Linked DNA regions of Homo sapiens: region 1 is linked to region 2. A link is a loop called in an ENCODE intact Hi-C map of the cell type or tissue named here. Cell type or tissue: IMR-90. All regions are shown on one strand. Links, peaks and the distances in the headings refer to the core of each region. The heading gives the core; the rest is flanking DNA. Region 1 overlaps STXBP6 (syntaxin binding protein 6). Region 2 overlaps STXBP6 (syntaxin binding protein 6).

The links. Peaks named below come from ENCODE experiments on the same cell type or tissue, not always from the same donor. Only the 100,000 strongest peaks of a DNase experiment are listed, where the experiment ranks them.
Region 1: a loop joins it to region 2, with 2.0 times the contacts of the local background. A loop is called at or near these places in 2 of 110 quality-filtered maps.

Annotation. Positions count from the first base shown.
Region 1 is chr14:24,911,749-24,923,372 of GRCh38, forward strand. The region is part of intron 2 of STXBP6 (syntaxin binding protein 6); the gene reads right to left. Among named protein-coding and RNA genes, the nearest start is that of STXBP6, 130 kb to the right of the region's middle. In IMR-90, for the core only: no CTCF peak of the experiment used is centred there; no DNase peak of the experiment used is centred there.
Region 2 is chr14:25,002,799-25,014,422 of GRCh38, forward strand. All of the region lies in intron 1 of STXBP6 (syntaxin binding protein 6), which reads right to left. Among named protein-coding and RNA genes, the nearest start is that of STXBP6, 42 kb to the right of the region's middle. In IMR-90, for the core only: no CTCF peak of the experiment used is centred there; a DNase peak (open chromatin) is centred at 4,513.

The DNA.
Region 1 (11,624 bases), core at 1,980-9,979, 90 kb before region 2:
GCAGCCACATCTGCAGCAGAGCACATAGCTTAGAAAAACCAGAAGAGTTCTTTGGTTCCTCCTTGTCTTCCCTCAAATATGCACGTGCACATTTGTGTACATGTTTACAAACCCTTTTTTAAATTGAAATCAGCCTCTCTGTTGTCTTCTACCCATGAGTCTGTGTGTTCTCCAGTCACGGAGAGTTACTCAACTTTCTTGTCCACATGGCAGCACTCCAAATATTGTAAGACAGCAAGTGTGGTATTTTGAGTCTTTTCCATTTAAATATTACCACTGTATTCAACTTGTGCAATGGAAAGAGAGAAACTAACATAACCACCAAGGGTGGGCAGTATCTGTTTGGCATGAGAGTCCCATCAAGCTAGTATTGTACATAAGTAACTCTATTTTTCTATGTACCCAATCTGAACAAGGAATTCGTAGAAGTAAATAATTTTTTAACTACTTGAGGTCTGAGTTAGAATTTAGTGTGATTATTTTCTTATAGCCTTTAAAGCAGCCTCTTCCTTTCAATTTTAAGCAAAACCAAGGTCCTAGACTAGCTTTTCAATCAAATAATTCAAGATTTTAAGAACTAAGTTAAAATATAAAAGGTATCTTGAATGGATGTTACTGAAAATCACCTGATAATAATGTTTGGTATTGTGACAGGGAAAGGTGGCTGGGTAAGGTTTATAGAAAGTGAATGCCAAAAAAAAAAAAAAAAAAGTGAAATGCAGCAACCAGTGTTTGCCAAATAATTGTTAAAATCTTCTATAACAATTTAACAACGTATAGGAATTTGCAATTAGATCTATCCATTTAAAAATCATACAGCCTTACTTTAAGTGCATACTTAATCTAAGGTTTAAATAACAATTTATTAAAAGAATAAGGTGACCAGGAGTGGCAAGAGGTACAAGTGAGTAAATGTGAGTACACTTGATTAATGCTGCTCAAAGTGTGGCCCTCAGACCATGCTATCTGGTGCTGTTCTGCAATAAGAAAAAAATTGCTATAAGGTACTTAGAAGCTTTATAGAACATGGACAGAGTAACTTCATGTCAGTTGAATATAACACTACTTTTTAAAAAAATGTGGACTTGCCTTTTTTTCATTTTTCTAGCAATTTATTTTTATCCTATTTTACTAAAACACTGGTCTAAATAGATTGAAAATTTAAAAACAGGAACTCCACCACAGGTATTTTCAGAAGCCAGCACTAGGTTAACTGGGATTTAACCTATTTTTCTTACTTACATAATTATTCTTTGCAATCCTGAGTTATGAGCCCAATCTTAATGCTGCAAACACCTACCCTGCCAGGAGACGGGTATAATTACAGGGTAATTCACAGACTCATCAAATGGTATGAAACTCAAATTATCTTAAAGGATGCTGAAAAGGAAACCTCCACTGAGGGGATTCCAACAAAAAGTAGCAGCTCAATAGTTATGGTCACACATTCCTTCACTGGCCAAACAGGAATGATTCCTTCTTTGCTGAGAAACCACAGTCCTGGAGATGAGGACCAGTTAATAAGGAATGGGTCATCTGCTATAGTTAACAGGAATGTATTATATAGTTTTAAATAGCTAGAAGGAGGATACTGAATGTTCCTAACACAAAGAAATGATAAATGTTTGATATAAAGGGTATGCTAATTGTTCTGATCTGATCACTATATATAATATGTATCAAAACATCACCATGCATCCCTTGAATATGTACATTATTTGTCAACCACAAAAATTAAATTAACAATACAACAACAACAACAACAACAAAGAATGGGTCATATTGTATGTGTCCGAGGCTACTTTGAGAAGAAAACATCTGCAATCTCTTTTAGAACCCCAGCTCAGATGTATGCTGAGAAGAGGAAAATCTGTAAGACAATTAGACATCACTAAAAGTTTTTAAATAGTCAATTTGAAAAGTGAATTTGCTTTGCTATAGTATATAATTTCCATGTTTAACCTTGTGTCTTAAAGACACTAATTAAAAACAATGAGAGATAAAATCTTTATAGTCTTTGGAAAAACCCTGCTACTATCTTGGTTCACATTTTACCACCAAGGAAGTGGAAATGGAATAAAGTGGTCCCCAGAACAGGGGGAAATATTGTCTCTTCTCAAGGAAGCATTGTGGATGTGGGGAAGGATTCAAGACACATTACAGCTGATAGGCAGTTTGGCCTTTCCCTTTCATCTCCTGAGCCTTGTTTTAGATGTCAATGTGTCATTCTCCAGCAACTCAGGCTTAGCGGGATTTACTGAGCCTTAAATTATGCATCATCTTTCACTGTCATTTGGTAACAGATACTAAAGCTGGTATCAGAAAGTATGCCACTGTGATGCAAGAAATAAAGCTTTTTAAAATTAATTTCTCATGGATTTTATCTTACAGGTACCTTAATTCCTAGCAGCTGAGGTTGACATATTTCTAATTAATCATCTGTCATCCCGAGACTATCTTCCAAGTTTTGGTCACAAGATATATTTTAAAACTGTCCTTGGCTCTTCCCTTATTTTTCAGTATGACAGATTAGTACTACTTTCTTATTAATATGCCTGACACCATTTTATATACTCTCAATCACAAGATTGAGATATGATATTTGCATCTTAACAGGATAGTCAAATGCTTGGCTTTTTATTTTACTTTTTTTAAAAATGAATTTCAAAATACTGGCTACTGTAATAATTTATTATACTGCCCTTAATTAGTCAAAGGACGAAAAATCTATAAACTTGTGACAATAACAAATTTTCAAAGACAGGCTGGTTGCATTATCCTCCCCCTTCCTAAATAAAATATCCATTTCCCCTTTTTCCTCATTTAAAAGAACATATGCAACTATCCTGAATGCCAGGGCCGCAGCCCCTCACAGGCCTGACACAACTCTGCTGGCTCCCTGTTACAGCTGTCTATTTTTTCCCTAAGCTATCCGTTGTCATGAAGACTTCCTTTTTTTAACTTTTGCATTTAAGATGCACATCAGAAAAATGGCTTGTGCATAATTCTTTGATGGAGATTTATGATCTTGATCAAACGATGAATCAAGATTTATGAGCTTGCTTGATAGCATTTGAGTATTTCACTCATACATTTCCAAAGGATGTAGCTCTTAGCTTTACAGATTTTGCTCATTTTCAGAAAATCATCTTCTTGACTGTTTCAAACATGCAAGTGCCAGGCAGCAGGATTGCTGAGAAGCAAAACATTAGTCTCCCTCAGCTTTCACCATTATTATCAGAAGTTATTTATCAAAAAGTTTGGTTCAACATTGTCTTTTTTTAAGGAGAAGAGAGAGGAATCACAGATGAGGACAATTTGTCATGTTTCTCAGAGCTAACAAAAATACACAATTGCATTTCATGTCATTACTGTCTACACAGGTCAGACTTTGTGCTCTCAGTATTCATGTAACAACCTCAATCAGTGTAGAGATAGAATAAAAATGACTAAGAGCACAAATGAGATGGCTTTGTAAATTCTTTCATTTCAACTATGGTTCAGGATTATATTCTGATATAATTCCTTCAGACAGTGGTAAAAGTGAAGTTTTTCAAGAGCCATAGTCAAACAGATGGTCTGCTGAGTTACCCAGACATTACACACAAACTGTGGGGCATGGATTGTTTCACTACTGAAACAATGGACTATTACTATTACCATTGGCATTACTATTACTATTATGATTACCATTGTAGTTGTATTTCACCCTAAACCAACCACCATAAGATACTGGTTCTTACTTAGCAAAAATAATACATTAGGTAAATCATTTGGATTTTTAAATATAGTCCTGTTCTGGTGAAGAAGCTAAGCTCTGAAGACATTTTTTTAAAGTCATAGAAATTAGCATAAACTATGAGGTCATAGCATGTGTATAGCAATAGTCTTCGTCTCCTTTTTCTATCCCTTTTTAATCAATATTCATACCCACAACCCTGTTCAGCTAGTTCTAATCCAGCTGCAAAATAAATAATCTTTATCAGGTGAAGGTGAAACAAATGAATGAATGAATCAATCAATCAATCACTCCCTCTCTCAACCTTTACTATCCTGAGCCAAGGTTTGCAGAACAAAAATAGATAAAATGTGAACCTAAAAGAAAATTGCAATGATTATTTAAAAAACAAGACAATTCACTTTGTTCTTTCAGATGTCACTAACATTTCTGAACCGGCTTTTTTAACAGGGTTCAACAGACAGATAGATGCCTATCTTTTGTAAAAATCATGGTATTTTAACTTGATAGTTAATGCAGTTATAACTCCGATTCTGAAGTAACTACCAGAAAAACCAAAAAGACTCAAATAAATATATGTCTTGGTTAGAAAATCAACAGCCTTTTCCTGTACAGCTTAAGGTAAAATCATTCCAAACAAATATGACAAACAAAGTCTTCACCCCCTGGGTTTAGGGTAAATATGAGTTTTGTGATAAGGGCATCTGGTGGTATTTGCCTAAATTGCTATGAGAATGTAACTGGGCTTAAAGAAAACTAAGATTGACCAGGTAGAGAAGGCTCAACTCATCCTATTTTATTCTTAAATCAGCTGGGGAAATCTATAAATCAGCCAGTTGGACGCTGTGCTCATCAAAGCATAATCACATAACACCTTTCTGAGTCATGATGTTGAGAATATACCAAAAGACCAGAGACATCACTGTGACATCATCAGACACACATAAATTTGGTCTTTGCAACTGAGTAATTAGCCATAGCAAAATATCTGCAGGTTATCCTAAGGGGAGATTTTATTTCTTTAAGAAGTTTAATCTCTATCTGATTGCAGCTACTGGATGGTATCTGGAATTGGTTTGTTTGCTTTGCAGGGTGTGTGGGGAGTGTTTTGTTTTATTTAAAGAATCTTTTTTGGTTTCCAGAAAATACTAGGGAGAACTCAAGGTCTGGATTAGAATGTTTCCAACTCCTGACTTCCTCCTAGGATCTAGGACACCTGGGGACCTTAGGTCTTAAAGTGTGATCCATGGATCAACAGCATCTGTAACCGTGGGTGCTTGTTAGAAATGTGGAATCTCAGGCTTCACCCAGATATAATGAATCAAAATCAGCATTTCAATAAAATCCTCAGGTGATCTACATGCACATTCAAGTTTGAGAAGAACTGATTTAGAAAGCCAGTCCTTTTCAGAGTATATTCAGCTCAGGAATTAGAGGTAGTTAACTCTTGGACACAAACATGACCATTCCTAGACTATACTTTCTTCCCAGGGTCAGCCTGCCATGGACAAAATAGGATTGGCACAGATCAGCCCCAACATTTAGAAACAGCTGAGAAAAGTCTGTCTCTCCTAAGGAAGCATAGCATAAGGAAGACAGAGTAGGAGGAAGAAAATGCAATTGTGTCCCTGGTACACATTTCTAGGGGACTAAGGAGTTGAGGCAAAGATAATACTAACATCCATGTTTAACATTATACCTAATGTTAACAACTCGGCACAATTTTGTAAAAAAATCTCATATTATTAAGGAATGACACAAAAACTAGAAGAAAAGATGACAAAATGGAGTAGGCAAATGTGTGATTGTTTTACTACATTTTCACACTTTTTGGCAAAGTATTGGCAACGCACGTGGGGACAGAAGGATCACTGTAACTCATTGAAGAGACGGTGAGAAAAGGCTGTCACCAGCACTGGAAGCTACAAACATGGAGCACAGCTTTAGCAACAACCTTCCTCAAACACCAATCGCACCATAAGCACTCAAGATAATCTCTGAGGAGGTTAACATTTTCAATTAGAAATTAATTGCATTTCAGTGCTGGGAAAACTGAATAACCATATGCAAAAAGAAAGAAGCTGGACACCTACCTCATACTATATACAAAAATTAACCTGAATAAATTATAGACATAAATGTAAGGGCTAAAACTTCAAAAATCTTAGAAAAAGACATAGATAACAATCTTTATTACCTTGCATTAGACAAAAGTTTCTAGACATGACACTAAAAACACAAAAGACAAAAAAAAGATAAATTAAAATTCATCAAAATTTAAAACTTTGTGCTGAAAAGGACACCATTAATAAAGTGAGAAGACAATATACATAACGGGAGAAAATATTTGCTAACCATATTACAACATGGATGACTTTTTAAGACATTATGTCAGTCACATATCCTTGCCGGACTTCCTCCTTCCCCAGGAACACAGTCCTCAAGGTGAGATGTGTCCAAGCTGCCTAAGTTGTCTGCCTTTGTTTTTTTATACTTATGCAACAGGTACAATGTTGAAAGAAGCCAATCACAAAAGGCTGTATGGTTCCAGTGATGTAAGATGTCCAGGATAGGTAAATCCATAGAGATAGAAAGTAGATTAATGGTTGCCAAGGGCTGGGGGAGGTTGTATCTAATAATAGGTATGGATTTTTGTGTATGTGGGGAGGGGTGGTGATGAAAAAAGTTAGTGGTAAATAGGATAGCAGTGATGTACTGCACAGATGTGTGAATAAACTAAAAACCAATTGTACATCTAAATGGGTAAACTTCAGGGTTATGAATTATATTTCAATAAAACTAGTCTTAAAAGAAACAAGTAGATGAGGGTAAGGGGACACAGGAATGACCTGTGATGGTTTTATTTAAATTTTGTCAATACAAACCTAAAATCATTGTTAAAGGAGCTCATTAAAACGTTTAACTTTAAAAAGAGGTGATTATTTCTTAAAAACCACACCCCCACCACACACACACACACACACACACACACACACACACACACACACACACACAGCAGGCATGGATGTCTAAACAACTAAATCTTGTTTAGTTGGTGAAATTAAAGAAAGGGAAAAAGTTTCAATTAATAAAATACTGTAGAATTGGCAGTCTGACAAATGAGTTAGAAGTGAAGATTTATCTACTCAATACGAATGCTTTATTAAACACAGAGACTTAATTAACATATTTCTGGTACTCTCTTCTCCCTTATTACGGCAGTTTAACCAGTGGCTGGTACATTCTCACCCTAGAACACAACTGATTGTTGACATGAAATGTGAAAAAAGCAGAATTACAGCATCTTATGTTTGAATATTAACTGTCAAATATTTGGTCTAAATATAAGGTTTCAATTTTGTTCTAAACCAAGAGTGCAAAAGAGAAAAACTTTTCCCTACTTACTGTACTGTGAAATAATGAATGCTTCACAACTTCAAGGCTGTTGGCTCAAGTTCCCATACTGGGAAGGCAGAAGAAACGAAAGCAGGTGCTTTGAATCTAACAGTGTGCTCAAGATGGAAATTCTACTGTTATCATAATGGAGACTCTGGAAAAATAGTGCAGTCACACATCCTTGCCTAACTTCCTCCTTCCTCAGGAACACAGCCCTCAAGGTGAGATGTGTCGGAGCTGCCTAAGTTGTCTGCCTTTGTTTTTTAACACTTATGCAACAGGTACTATGTCGAGTTTAGCACACTCAGAAATCAAGTATTTTCGGGGCAATTTCTGCCTAAGATGCTTAAAATAACCTTATCACCAAGTCTCATTCTGGCATGGGTAATATGGTACTTTAGTCTTCCAGACTAAAGAGATGGAAGAAAGGTTTCTAAGAAAGGGAAAATTATCCTGTAACAAACACACTGACAGAAATGTGTATACCATTTTATTTCCTAATTCTTCAGAAAAACATCTTTGGATGTTTTAATAACTGATAAATAAATGCGAAAAATAAAAAAAAAACAAATTTTAAGTTACCTTTACAGTTCATTACATCCCTTTAGAGAAGAACTATTTCTCTCCAAAAGATTCAATACGCACTTTTTTTTTTTTTAAATCAAATTGCCCTCAAGTCACTTAGTACGTCAGATTAAATTCTGCTCCTACTTGGTATCTAAGAGGAGTTATTTTGCGCTACAACAATTTTATACAACAATTTTAATAAATCTGTGAATGCACCTCACATGTGTGACTCTGCCTCATACCCTTAATTTCTTTGTGCAATATAGTGACTTGGTTTATTAAATAAATGAGTATTTGTTAATGAAAACAGTAGTGGGAGAAGGTGAGTTGTGTGTATGTACTTAAGGATGGTGTGGGTGCATGACAGGGAGGCTAATTTCTTATAAATCTTCACTTGCTTACAATACCAAAGTGCCTACACTTTGAAAGAAAGCTTATAATAAAGAGAGAAACAGCTACACAGAGACAAGTTAGGTCAAATTGAAAATGACAGGAGCTTCATTTGTGCTCTTGCGAAGAATGTAAAGTAAGAGGAGAGAAAACTTGGGTAAAATTTAGCTTTCCAGAGGTTTTGATATCCAAAAATTTCCAATGTCATTGTGATTCTTATGTTTAGCTTTCCATCTTCTCAACTTAAGAGACCAGAATATCAACAGCATCTACGTATCAAAAAGCACTACAAACATCTTGAAACTCACCAGTGTACTTGCTCCTGGTACACAGAAATCAAACAAAGCACAGCAAGAATCAGGAACTCAATACTCAAAACACATGTGGAGGAAGATGTATAAATGTTATTGTGTTTGTATACTAGATTTTAAAAATAAAGGTGTGTTAGATATGGCCATTTTCTAAAATAACAAGACTGCCATTTACACTTCATGTTTTAATGGTTCTTTTCTGACAGTTTAAAATATTTACTCATAAAATATTTACTCAACTATTTTTAACGTTTGATCAACAGAATATTTCTCTTTCTCATTTTCAGAGAGCTGAGGTGACTCCTCAGGCAGTGTGTTATACTTCCTTGCTGGCGATAGTTTAGCCCTCCTTTAGTTTGATGAGAAGGAAACTCAAGGCTGAGTAAGCGCACATTTCTAGAGATTCCCCTTTTATTTGTTTTTGAATAAAACCCAGCATACTTTATTGAATTGGAAAATTTCTGTTAGCCAGCAAGGCCTCCACCCCAGTAGAGCCATACTGCTCCCAGAGGACCCTAAGAAGGATCCTGTCTCCCTCAGCTGCCCCCATTTCCAACATCTCCTCAATGTTACATCCTTCAAGCCCCCAAACCACCTCACAGTCTCTTATCTTCCATGTCAACTGTTCTAAGAATAGTATGAAGGGTTTGCCAAGCAACTCCTGTGCACAACTGGAGACCGTCTTTACCCACAAACTATGTTCTGTTTCACTTGTTTCTGGGAAACAGGAAAACCAGCTCAGTTATCAGGATAGTAGCACATGCTATGACCACTGAGATAATGCAACCCAAGATCTAGAAATCTGGTGTGTTGGATGTATTGCTGACTACACAGCAGACACAAGGCACCAGAGACAAGGGTTTAATACTTAATAAATCTAGCTTTGGGATCAGAGACCTAGTTTAAAACAGGCTTGGCCTTTTACTAACTGCCACTTAGTAGGCAAGTTGTATAATCTGTTAAAGTCTCAATTCTCTTCTCTGTAAAATGGGAATAGTATCACTTACTTCACAGGGATGTGTCAGGATTCAAGGAAGTATTTGTAAAGTAATTCATACAATGTAGTACATACAAATTTCAATGAAAGCTAATAATTACTGCTGTTACCATTCCATTAATCAACACAAACCTGGTATAAGCTATATAATCCCAGCTTCAACCAGGCATCTATTTGATGACTCTAACACTTTAATAAGGTGCTTAGAGCACAGTGTGATCTCCAAGAAGAAATTATATTTACCTTTTAAGAAGTGCAATTTTACTAAAACTTTCCAATATCTGCAAACACACATACCAAAAAGCACTGGCTTAATTCAACCTATATAATATCCTTTTTCTGGATATCAAGAGATGTCTCGTTTAGCATTCCTTTTGTTTAAATACAACTTTACTATAAGAGGGTAGAAGGCTCATCCAATTCAAGGCTTAGAATCAACTGGCATTAAGATAACAGGAGCTCAGTTATTCCTTCTAATACCAGCTAAAAGGCTTGTTGCTGTTATTCCAGAACAAATATCCACACCACAGAGGGACAGGCACAGAGTCCCAGTATTGGGAAAGTCAGGCGGCAAATTACAGTCATTTCTCATAAAAAGGAAATTGTCCCCCTCTGCCTATTTTAACCTATGTTATTGACTACTACTATGTTTTTAAATAAGAACATGGCTCAAAAGCCACAACCCTTACTTTCACATTTCAGCTATTTTTTTGTCTCAAAGTTGGCCTGTACATCCCACCTTTCTATTGTTGGGTCCCTGTGCTCCTTACTGCTGCCCCTTTCACCACTGCCCTTGGTAATACACCCAGTGGACTCCCATATTCCTCAATCTTCATCCCCCTCCCCTTTTTTTCAGGATACCATGCATCATATTCCAGGCCTTGCCGAGACTCCTGTCATCTTCCAGTCATTTACCAAAGTCTTTGTACATTCTGACTTACTCTGTCAGCAGCCACTTCCCTAGAATGAGTCACCCTCCAACTCTTCTATTAAGTCTTCTGACCCTTATTTATCTCTTTCTGCCTTCTCCCTCATTCCAGTAAGCCATTGATGAAAAATTAGCAAAGAATTTCAGGCTTAAAGGGGGGCTTATAGATATCAAAACCAACTCCCTAGCTCTATAGATGAGAAAACTGATGTTTAGAGGGATTAGGTGACTTCTCCAAAGCCACAGAGTGAGTGGGGGAACCAGGTAGAGACATCATACCACGTTTTAATTCCTGATCAAATGTGTTCTTAACACTGTAGCTGCTCTCACCTAGCGGAATTATCAATACCATTATTTTTCCTTTTTTAAAAATGCAGAGCCCAAGGGTATATCTTCCTCTTGCCACAGCCAGGCTATCATCTCTGTAAAGATAACCTCTTTTCCCCTTACTAAATCTTAGTGGCTGAAATTCTGCTTCCTTTCAAAATTCTTCTAAGAAGACATCTCTACAACCTCCCAGGTCCTACAAGTACACAGGGATGCTGTCCTTTCCAACAGCAGCCTTGACACCAGGTAAATGCATCCTTCTACTTGGTGACCTTGACCTTGATATTATTTTCATTTGCCTGCCTGCTCATTCCACCTTATGCAGACATAGATGAGGGAAACCTTATAACAATTCCATGCCATCACCATCCCCAATATGTACTTTAGATATTATAGCAACAAAATAGGTTCTAGTCATTAATTAACTTAAATGAAAGAACAGCATGTCCAGTTCAGTGATGAACTTATTTATGCCTCAGATTTGAGCCATTTTGGATTCACTATTCTAATCTTTAATATAATTTTTCTCTCTCGGTTAAGAAGGATTCCTTCCTTTTGCTTACATTTTAATGTATAATATGAAATATTTCCAACATTGAAAAAGATATAGAGAATAAATACTCAAGTATCCATGACCCAATATAAGAAATAACCCACAGCAAGCACTACTGATGTCTCCATGCATCTATTTGTGACATTACCCCTGCCTCCATAAAAGATGATCAAAAATTTAAATTTGATGTTAACCATGCCCATGTCATTATTCATATTTAGATATATATAAAACCAATCCTACACAACATAACAATTTTTGTTATAAACTTTATATAAATGGCAGCATAGGAAATATATCCTCCTGCAACTAGCTGTTTTGTTCATTAAGTTTGTGGGGTTTATTCATGTTGATCAATGTAGCTTTAGTTATTTTTACTGCTGTATGGTATTCCATTTTATTTAAAATGCCACAAT
Region 2 (11,624 bases), core at 1,356-9,355:
CTCTTGTTGCCCAGGCTGGGCAGGTTCAAGTGATTCTCCTGCCTCAGCCTTCCAAGTAGCTGGTATTACAGGCGTGTGCCACCACGCCCAGCTAATTTTTGTATTTTTAGTGGAGACGGGGTTTCACCATGTTGGCCAGGTTGGTCTCAAACTCCTGACCTCAGGTGATCCACCCGCCTCGGCCTCTCAAAGTGCTGGGATTACAGATGTGAGCCACCGCGGCCGGCCTAATGTACAGATTCTTAAATGTAAAGGTCAAGGAATCAAAGATGTGAAGATGATCTGCTTCACTGACTTTCGGCAAAAGAATCTTAAACTGACAAAAGAAGCAAGAACAGCAAGATCAGAGAAAAGCTCTGGCCAGTTTCTTTCTAAATGACCTCTGAGCTGGAGGGGAGGAGACCAGTTGTTAAGCCTAAAAATAAAGGAAGCTGTAGACAGGAGTCCCACAGGTGCTCAAAGGAGCAAGTGATGAAACCTCTAATACCAAGGAGAGCAGAGCCTCTTCCTGTGAAATATCTTCTCTCCTAGCCTTTAGGGTAATTCTAAATCACCATTCTTTTGTCGTCATTATTGAAATGTGCTTTTAGGAAGAAGCATAACAAGTCCTCCAGGGAAAGTTTTCAGCTGTAATTTTATTAGGGAAACAAGTCAAATTATGGGTGTGCATGCATCCATTTTCAGAGAATTCTCTGGAACCTTCAGTGAGTCAAGCAGGACCTAAGGTACAAACCTAGCTACCGGGCAGGAAAAGATGAATCTGTTGTTCTTTTATTAGATTGAGTCATACAGTACATGTAACATAAGAAAATTCTTTTGCTGAGAAAAGCATAAGAATGTGGTTCAGTACCATCCACCAGACATGCCCACTGTAAGTACCTTTTGGATCACATCCTACTACACTGATACAGCAACCACTTAGCATGTCATCACTTTCCCTTCTTAAATCTCATGCTGGATGACTCCTGTTACTGGCCAAGGCCAGGCCAGTGTCACAACAACAAGACAAAACATCACATGAATTGACAGCAACACAATGGCAGCAGGAAATGATGTTCCCCAGGGAAAGACCTATTCATACTTGGTGAAAGTATGAAACTAGCTCAAGCAGCTCTCCCAGTTTAAGAAATTTAAGTAACTCATTCATTCATTAAACATTTATTGTGCCATACATAATATATAAAGCACTGTTTATGCTCTGGAGTAAAGGACTAGCAGAAAGAATACAAAGAGAGTTGAGGCCTGGTGCCTACCTCAAAGGAGTACACCAGACAAGTTGACATTAACAAGAGCGAATGTGAGTGATCGTGCAAATTGAAGAGGGAGATTGCCAAAAAAGAAGAAGGCAGCTGATCCTCAAATTCTAACTTGAAATACAGTGATAGGCCAAACAAAGGGAGCCACTGAATCTGCTGAAACTACAACTAAAACGGCTGAGTAGGATTTTCTCAGGCTACACATGCCAATCCCCTCACCTCACTATCCACCATTCCCAATATTTAGCAAAGTAACAATTTTGCTTCTTCCATGCGGGCCCAGTTCGATGGAATTCAAAGGGAAAAGAGCACTCAATCAACTTTCTCTAGACAACTTGCTGCACTGCTCAAGGGTCTATGTGAGAATTATACACATGGGGGAGGGAAGGGCAATACTAAGCATGGGTGTGTACTGGACCTTGTGGTTGACCACCTGAAATAAGTTTCAAGGGCAAAACTGACTGGATTAGGAGGAACAAAGAAACAGCACCTGAAACTAATATACCTCTCAGCTCCTGACAAAGTCATTTATTGTTTAAATAATTTGGTTCCAGTGGGAGTCCCACTTGAGGCAATCTGGTCAACTAGGGTTGTTAGCTCTTTGAGGGCAGAGTCCATGTTTCTTTCATTTCTATGTATCCCGATACCACCTAGCACAAGATAGGGACTAAAATAATTGAGGAAAAGAGGGAAAGAGGAAGAAAAATCAAGGGTCAGTTCACATTCCCTAGATTCTACACTCAGCTACTGGGGAGTGCGCAGCAAGAAGCATAGCTTTCTATAAGCAATTAAGGTGAGTGCAGTAACAAGCACACACACAGCCTGGGCCTAGGAGCATAAATATCCTCATCCATGAGCACTGACTCTGCCATTCGGATGGAAACAACCAGGTCCAGTAAACTGATGAAGACAGATCCCAGCTCTGAAACTGTTGTCTTTACTGCTCTCACTTACCACACAGTCACAGTATTAGTCAGGAAAGACTAGTCACTGCGGGAGCTGATCATAATCCCAAAAGACACAATCTCAGTGAAATCTCAAAATCCTGCAAATATAATTCTTAAAAAAAAATTTAAAGACTCATTAAAAGACATTTATTTACCTTTTTAAAAGGGGATTTATTTGAGAAACAAAGATATGACACAACACTTCCTAGGTCACTTAACACAATAAAATGGACAATAACAATATACATACTTTTGAAAGCAAAAACACTCAAGTATGCTAACAACAGTTGCATGGGTATAACAATTATGAGCAGACAAACCATATTCAAAATGAAATAATTCAAAAGGGGAACTATATAAATGCACATCACTATGGTTGGTCATTGTTTGCACCTGGCTTTATGACTGCAATCATCTGAAATACTGTGATGAACAACCTAAGTCTTCTGATGAGATTGATCAAAAACCACGATGGGTCACCACCACTTATGCAGTCATCCAAAGAGCTGAGATCAAGAAATTGTATCCTTCGCAAATGCAGATGTACAAAAAGAACATCTCTTTATTTGCTGAGAAAGTTGCAACATTTTCACGTGCACACAGAATGCTTACACACAAACTCAACATGGTGATACTACACTTTTGTGGAGTCAAATTTGCAAAAATTGCATAAAAGGGATTCGAACTCTCTAAAAGTCTCTATACAATTTATTACTCCAATATTGGAAGTGATGAAAAAATAAAATACATAGCATAGTGAACTGTAAAAAATAATTCTACAAATTTAAAATAGTAGGGAAAAAACTAAAAAAAAAAAAGCTAAATAACTGAAAAGAAAATTCAACATGTAAAAATGTATATTACAGGGAAAGATTTTGGACAATCGCACAGAGACAGCCCATAAGAGCTGGCCTAACATTAACATCCTGTGATTGTGATTTTCAGAACTTTAGACATGAGGGACTTTGGACTTTAGGGATTTTGATCTTTTGGGATTTTGATGTTCAGAACTTCAACATTCAGGATTATGACACTCAGGATTATGATCCAAACTCATCACTGTCAAAATATATCCCTGACTTCTCTATAATGGCTCAAACACCTCCGAACTTTGTTCTTGCTCCCATGACAGAGAACTGGTGAATGAGGTGTTCCTCTTCCTCACGCTGAACTAGGGATTCAAGCTGATGGGCTCAGCTGTTTTCACTGTGGTCACCCCTTTGCTGGAATTCAGGCACGTGGCTGTACCTAACTCCAAAGGAGGCTGGGAAATGCATTCTTGCTGTGGGCTCAGGAAGAGGAAAACATGGATTATGCTGAGAAGCCAATAGCTTCTGCCATGGTATTTTACAGCTCTTCCTCCCCCTTCCAAGCTTTCTCTTGCTCTGTTTCTAAGGCTGCATATGTATATGTGTGTGTATACATACATATATAAAAAAACTATGTTTCTATGTAGCAAACTTTTGGTCCCATATAGATGATAAACATGAGGAACCCTCACATAAACATGGTTGATGCTTTATTTGTGAAGGAAAGGGAAGAATCTGATATTAGGGCCCAGAAGACGCACCTCTGCTTCAAGCAAGGGAGATAAATTCTGCTGTGTCCACATTCCCATTAAGGCCTTTATCAAGATCTATCCAAAAAATATATTCACGAGGGGTTCACGTCCAAGCTGGCAAACACTAGTACAGCATAAAATTTCCCTGATAAGGGCAGCAAAATGCTAAGTATTTCCTTGAGGCCCTCAATGATTCCATGTACTGACCAAGGAACATCAATCACATCTTAGATTCAGCACTTCCATCACCAACTCTAGAAGCTGGCTTTCTTCTCAGAGCAATTTTTCACCAAAAAAAAAAAAGCATATTTTACTTCAAAGGCATTTAACATATTCAGCAATAGGTAGAAACAATTCCTCACTGAAATGTGGACACAGGGAAATGGCTAAACACACACTCCGACATTAGTTACCCCATACCAGCCTCCCAAAGCAGCTGACTCAAAATTATGCCTCGGCAAAAATGCGAAATCAGCATATGACATAGACTTTCATGGTCTATCTCAAATTAAATCACTGACATGCAAATGACCTGCTCTATGACTATACTGAACTATATGCCCCTTTGGGAAGATACATATGTGATTTATCTTGCTGTCCTCCACAATGCCTTGTATACCCCATCATTCAATAAACATTTGTTGAACGAATACAATTGTTGGAATTTCTATTCATCATTAGTAAGTTATCTGCATGTGTACACGTAAGGGCTGTCAGTCTTGAGGACAAACACTTAGCTGTATGACTCATTCTGTATAAAACCTTGCTAAGAGGCGTGGGGTAAATGCTTTCTGACGGTGACTGTGATAATGGTAGTAGTAACTATGACAGCACAGTCAGCCACAATATGTAAATGACTGTTCTATTTCATGCCTGTGGGTACAATCAGTCACCACAAGTAGTACAAGACCCCAGGTCCTGACATGGTTCCCTTACCCCTCAGCACAATTCCCATCCCCTTCCCTGTTTTAGTTTTCCCCGTAGCTCATATCACTGTCTGACATATTTAACTTCTGTGTGTGTCTGTCTCCCCCACCGGAAGCTCTGTGAGGTCAGGGAATTATGTCCATGTTGTCTGGTATCCAAATCAGTGCAGGGCACATTAGAAATGCTCAGTAAACATTAGTGGAAGGAATGGATGAAATCAATACAATTATTTGAATTATTTCCTCCAAATCTGAAGATTTTGGAATCACAGAAGAAATTATTCCTGCAAAGTTCCAGTATATTCACATTCTTTTGAACATCTCAAAAGGAGGTCTCACAGACAAGCCACTTTTTGTACTAAACACAAGGTTTCTAGAAACCTGTCATTGTTCTACCATCTTAAAGTCTCCAAATAAACTGAGAATGGACAATCTCCAGGACTGGACACGCTTCTGCTAAGTTTTCACCTAACAAAAACTACATCTGCAGGCCTGGCTCACTTTCACCTGGCTCCCACTCTACTACAGAGTCCTGCAGATGGCTCTGTCAGCTGGCACTGGCACTCATGGCATGAAGCCAGAAATGAGGATAGGAAATTCCTTTAATTCAGAAACAAATTTGCCTGAGTCCCACATGAACAAAATGTTAGCTGCCAGACCCAGCTCTACACATGGGAAGTAGCCACAATTCATTTTTAAAAATTTTTTTTAAGTTTTAAAAGTTTATCTTTTTGGCCAGGTATGGTGGCTCACACCTGTAATCCCAGCACTGTGGGAGATGAAGGTGGGAGGATCGCTTGAGTCCAAGAGTTCAAGACCAGCCTGGGCATCAGAGTGGGACTCCAACTCTACAAAAAATTAGCCAGGTGTGGTAGCATATGCCTGTGGTCCCAGCTGAAGTGGGAGGATTGCTTGAGCCCAAGAGGTCGAGGCTGTAGTGAGCCATGAGCACACCACTGCACTCCAGCCTGGGAGATAGAGGGAGACCTTGTCTCAAACAAAAAGAGTTCGTCTTTCCAAATGTACCTGATAAATTACTTTAGGTTGTTAAAGACTCACTGAATGTTATAATTAATTTGACAAGCTGTTGCTTGATAGAACTTTAAAATTCATGTTTTATTTAACTTGGTGTATGGAGAACAGCGTCTATTGGCAACAATAATTCCTCTTTATTCATTTTTCTGTTGACTCTCAAATAGCAATTACATAATGCTCCCAAAGTAATGGTAAAAGAGACTACCAGCTTGAGAATGTGTAACAAAAAAGACATTTTACACATCAAAAGGTTTTATACCTATAGAATATTTTACACATCAGAAGCTTTTAGAATAGCAAGCAGTAGCATCTAACAACTCACAGAAGAATGGCTAAGCTTTTAAATCCCAAAACGAAGAGTCACTCTAACATCTTCCACCAAGACTTTCTTCACAAATACTGTGGTCAAAAGGTTTAAGTTTTTTAGCAAATACTATCTCAGCCAGCCCACCAGCCAGCCAGTATATATTATGTGCTAACTCCACAGAGAGACATGGAGAATTCTGAGAGCAAGATATGACTTTTATCACAAGTTACTGGATTCATCAGCAAAATAAAAAGGATGGATGGGATGATAGCTAAGATCACTTCTAGTTAATTTGTTTTGTTTTCACTTCAGAATGGTCTCATTCAACTATCGAACTGTATTATAAGACGTCAAGTTAAGGACGTCTTAAAGCAATTAAAAAATGAAATTTCAAAACAGTTCAATAAATGGAGAATTCTTATCACTGGGTCCTAATATCTGATGTTCTAAAACCTAAACATACAGCTTTGAAGCTTCAAATATTATTTAATTTCCCAGGGACTCTTCTCTTAAGCTCATTTGCTGATTACTTGGGTTCCTTGTTTTTCCATTTTCCTACTTGCATCTCAAAATGAGGCATAAATTATACAAATTATACAAAACTATACAATAAGTAACCAAAATACATTTCCTTCCCAGACCCAAAGCCCAAAGTGTTAGCTTGCACAGTATCATGTAGCGTAATCAAATGCACAGAAAATCTCCTCCCTCAGTGAAACAGAAACCCAACAAGCCCAGTCCGACAAAGTGAGGAGCACGCCATCGCCACAACGTCACCTACTCTTTGAGAACTTACTCCGACTTGGTGCTGACCCTGCACTAAGAGATCCAGGTTTTCTAGTCCCACTGGTTTCTGTTACAGGGCATCAAAACACCCACATGTAGCCTCTTCATGCAAAACAACATCACACACACACAAACTGCATTTAGAACCAAGCCAAATACCACAAACATTATATGTTACCAAATTTTCAGCAATATGACTGCCACTGTATGGACTACAAATCATTCAAAGCCATTATTTACTTTTTCTAGAGTGAGTGGCACTCTCCAGGGAGAAATGCTAACAGGCTACCCCCAACTCTCCTCATCAGCCTAACTTCAGTTGTTTTTTCACTAAAACACCTAAAGATACCAAACACAACTGCTAACAACAGTGGCTCACTGAGCTCCCGGGCAAAGGAAAAGAGGTCTTCAGAGCTTCAAAAGCACACTTGGAGATTCGGACACACCCTCATTCCTCTTTGGGAATCACTGATATGAGAGATTCCAGCTCAACATGCATTCCTGGAATTCTGAGTTCTCACCATAGAAACTCTAGCCAAGGCAGTCCTCAGGAAGAGCTGTTAAGTTATGGCTCACTTTATGATGGTTATGCTCACTTTAGATTTGAAAAGAGATTTATGGACTAGCCCAAAGTAGCCTCTAATCAGACTCAGAGGAAGAACATGTTTCCACGTTAATAAAACTTCTTCTCCGGTAAACCTATTCAGGCAATTAAAATGCGTTCCAATTTCTACTTCCCAAGCCTTTACATTCTTTGCTCTTAGCAAGAGAATTCAATAAACAAAACCTGAATTTTAAATCTGAATTCCAATTGCCTGAGGCTATTTTATACTTAAATAAATAAATAAGTGGCATAAATTAACAAATGTTTTGTATTTAAAATATGTTTTTATAAGGCATTTACCTACCTTTAACGCAGCCTTTTAGTTGGGACTGCACTTCATGGAAAACTCCACACACAAAGCACCTTTCCTCCTAGTACTTCAAGGTCCTTATGAAGGAGCAGAACTTTCTAAACAGGAAACTAAAGCACAGAAAGGCGGAGCCTTAGTGACACTAGAACCCCAAATTCCTGGCATTCCCCAGCTGTAAGTTCCAGGCTCCCATCATCATATACTACATGCTTTGCATGTGGAGACGGGTCTGTTTGATGATTTTTTTTTTCTTTTCTTTGGGGGATAGGATTTGGTCAAAGTGACAAACATGAAAGAAAACAAAATTTTGACAAGACCAATGGTGGTGGTGTGGAGTTTCAAAGCCCATCCTATGAAAGAACCACCTTTCTACTTTACATACTGACTTTCTGTATTCTAAAACTACCTTCAACAAAGTCAATGAGATGACTTGCTGGAAAAGCCCATGAAAATGACAGTCTAAATATAGAAATCTAAATGCAACTAATTACTTAAATCAGATATTGAGACCGTTTCACAATGGCAGATTTAATGTTGAGAAAAATAACAAGCAAGGCTACAGTGCAAAATGAATTTGTCTATAACTACAAAAACTAGTTTAGTATTAAAGATCTACTTTCCAACAAAGAAATTTATATTCCATTAAGAACCCTGCAACCTTTGACATAGTCTTTGTTTCACTCCCCACCAGAACCACAAAGTAATTATGACACACCTGACATATTATGACACACAGGCTCTGATCCAAGCTTCCTACAAGATGACACTTTTCCAGATGGCACCTGAGGCTGTCAGGTACCGTCAAGTATTTCCTATGTTGGAAAAATACTCAAGGATATTACATAAGACTGCTCCTCTCCTGTATATGCACTAACTTCAGAAAGCCACTGCTAACTGTTTTGGAAACACACTTCCTTTTCTCATGATAGAAACTCTTTCATACCTGGGAAATAAGAGCTAATGTTGTTCATTAGCCAAGAGAAGCTAAGGTTATTGGGCATTGTGACAAAATGGCACGTTACTGGGTTCAGTCCAAGAGAATGAGACAAAATAATGTTTTCCCTGAGCCCCAGAGACTACAAAATCCAGTTATATTTTAAGTAGCCATTTTTAGAGATTTATATACTGTTCAGTGATAAAAATAAATGAGAGTCCCAGGCTTAAGGCACCATTATTCAGCTTTTAAAATTGCAGCATGTTTTCTTGCAGGATTTGGTTCAGCCAACTACAGGATGAAAAAAAAGTATTTCTAAGCTACATAGGTGAGCAATAGATTGGATCCTGGGTTCACAAATTAGTGGAAAACATATGAGCCATTAACGAATTCCACAGGCAAGGCAGGCTCTTCTCTGGATGACTGAGATCTTCAAAAGTCAATACTCTAAAAAACTATTACTACATTTTGAATTTCCTACTGTGACCAGAAAAGCAACATATTCGGAGTACTGGCTGTTTTTTGTTTTTGTTTGTGAGACAGGATCTCGTTCTGTCACCCAGGTGCAGTACAACGGGACAAAAACAGCTCACTGCAGTCTCAGATTTGACTAGAGTCAAATTCTAGTTTTGCCACTTATTAGCTGTGAGACTTGAAGCAGATCACTCAGGCATACACAAAAATGGAGTTAAAAAAAATGGAGCTAATTTATAAGGCCACAAGTGATTATATGTATGTAGCATGAAACATAAAAGATGAGCCTAGAATAGTAGTTCTCAAGTTTGTTGGTCTTAGGACGCCTTTACACTCTTAGAAATTATTCAAGACTTCAAAGAGCTTACCTTAAAAAATTCTAGAAAACATAAGAACATGCATGCACACAGTCAGGCATGTTGGCTCACATGTGTAATCCCAGCACTTTGGGAGGCCGAGGTGGGGGTACTCGAGGCCAGGAGTTTGAGACCAGCCTGGCCAATATGGCAAAGCCCCATCTCTACTAGTGCCAGTAGTCCCAGCTATCTGGGAGTCTGAGGCAGAGGAATCACAATCACTTGAACCCAGGAGGTGGAGGTTGCAGTGAGCTGAGATTGCACCACTGCACTGCAGCCTGGGCAACAAAGCAAGGCTCTGTCTCAAAAACAAAAAAACAAACAAACAAACAAAAAAACATACATTCCAATAGTCAATATATGGTTTCTAGAAAACTTCACTATATACAGGTAAGAGAATAAGAATAAAACAGGTAAATTATGTCTTATTATTATGAAAATTGTTTTGACCTTATGGACTCACTAATAGGGTCTTGAGAACCCCTAGGCATCCTCAGACTACACTTTGAGAACCATTGGCCTAGCATACAAAAAGCAGGGAAACTCAAAGACTATTAAGGTTATATATCAAAAGGATTCAGGAGACCACACAAAGGGATTCCCATCGGCCAAAGATGAGACAATTTTAGTTTCAATAAGAATAAAGGAAATGGCCTGGAAGGTGGCTTATGCCTGTAATCCCAGCACTTTGGGAGGCTGAGGTGGGAGGATTGCTTGAACCCAGTAGTCTGAGGCTGCAGTGAGCTACGATAGTTGCACGGCACTCCAGCCTACATGACAGAGAAAGACCCCACCTCTTAACAACAACAACAAAGAATCAATGTAATGGTTTGAAACATCAAATATTTTAAATTAATGAATTCTTGATGAGCCACCAATTTCTCTTTTTCTCTTTCCCCAGCTCCCCAAATTGGTTATCTCTGGATGCTAGGGAGCCAAATATTTTGAAAACTGGTAGATAAATGGAAAGAATCGAACATTTTTCTTGCCTTTTCTATACAACTGTACCTCAGGATAGCCAAACAGATGATTGGATTGGCTAGATTATTCTTCATAGAAGTAGTCTAGCTAATAAATGGAGAAATGATTGACATGAAATAACATTTTAAAACTCCTAATGAATTGATGGATTTAGACAGCAAAATCACCATTGGCTATCAACATCTCTCTTTCACACACACACACACACACACACACACACACACACACCCCTAAAGGTAAGTGTCTTCTCATGGGAATACATAACACTGCTCATATAGTACTTTTGACAAAAAATTGAAACAGAATTCAATCTAGCCTCTAAATGTAACTACCAGTTCACAAGAAATACAGAGGCTAGAGGAATATGTTAAACAGAGGAACATTTAACATTTAACTCCATGAGATGGAATCAGCAAAATCCAGCCAGTGGGAAAAATTTACAGAATAAATGATCCCATTTGACAAAAAAAAAAAAAAATAGATCACAAGGAAAAGATAGTGAAGGGTGAATCCACAGATTAAAAGGGACTGAAGAGGCATGTCAATCAACTGCAATGTGTAGACCTTATGTGGATACTGTTACAAACTAAAGAGAAAAATAATGAGAAAAACAAACAAATGTGAACACTGACTAAATAGCCCATATTTGATTGTTAGAGAATTTTTTTAGTGTAATAATGGCATTAATAGTATTAAAAAAGAGTCCTTATCTTTTAGAGATGTGTACCCAAATATTTACTAATAAAATAATAGGATGTCACGGATTTGTTTCAACATAATCCCTGGTAGAGAGAGGAGGCTAAGATCTAGATGAAACAAGATTGGCCATAAATTAACCATTGTTGAAGCTGAGAGAGAGGCACATAGGGTCTGCTATTATATTCTCTTGTACTCCTGTGTACGTTTGAAATTTTCTGTACCAAAAAGTTAAAAATATGGCTGGGTGTGGTGGCTCACGCCTGTAATCCCAGCACTTTGAGAGGCCGAGGCAGGTGGATCACTTGAGGCCAGGAGTTCAAAACCAGCCTGGCCAACATGGTGTAACCCCTTCTCTACCAAAAATACAAAAATCAGCTGGGCTCAGGAGACTGAGGCAGGAGAGTCGCTTGAACCTGGGAGGCACAGGTTGCAATGAGCCAAGATCGTA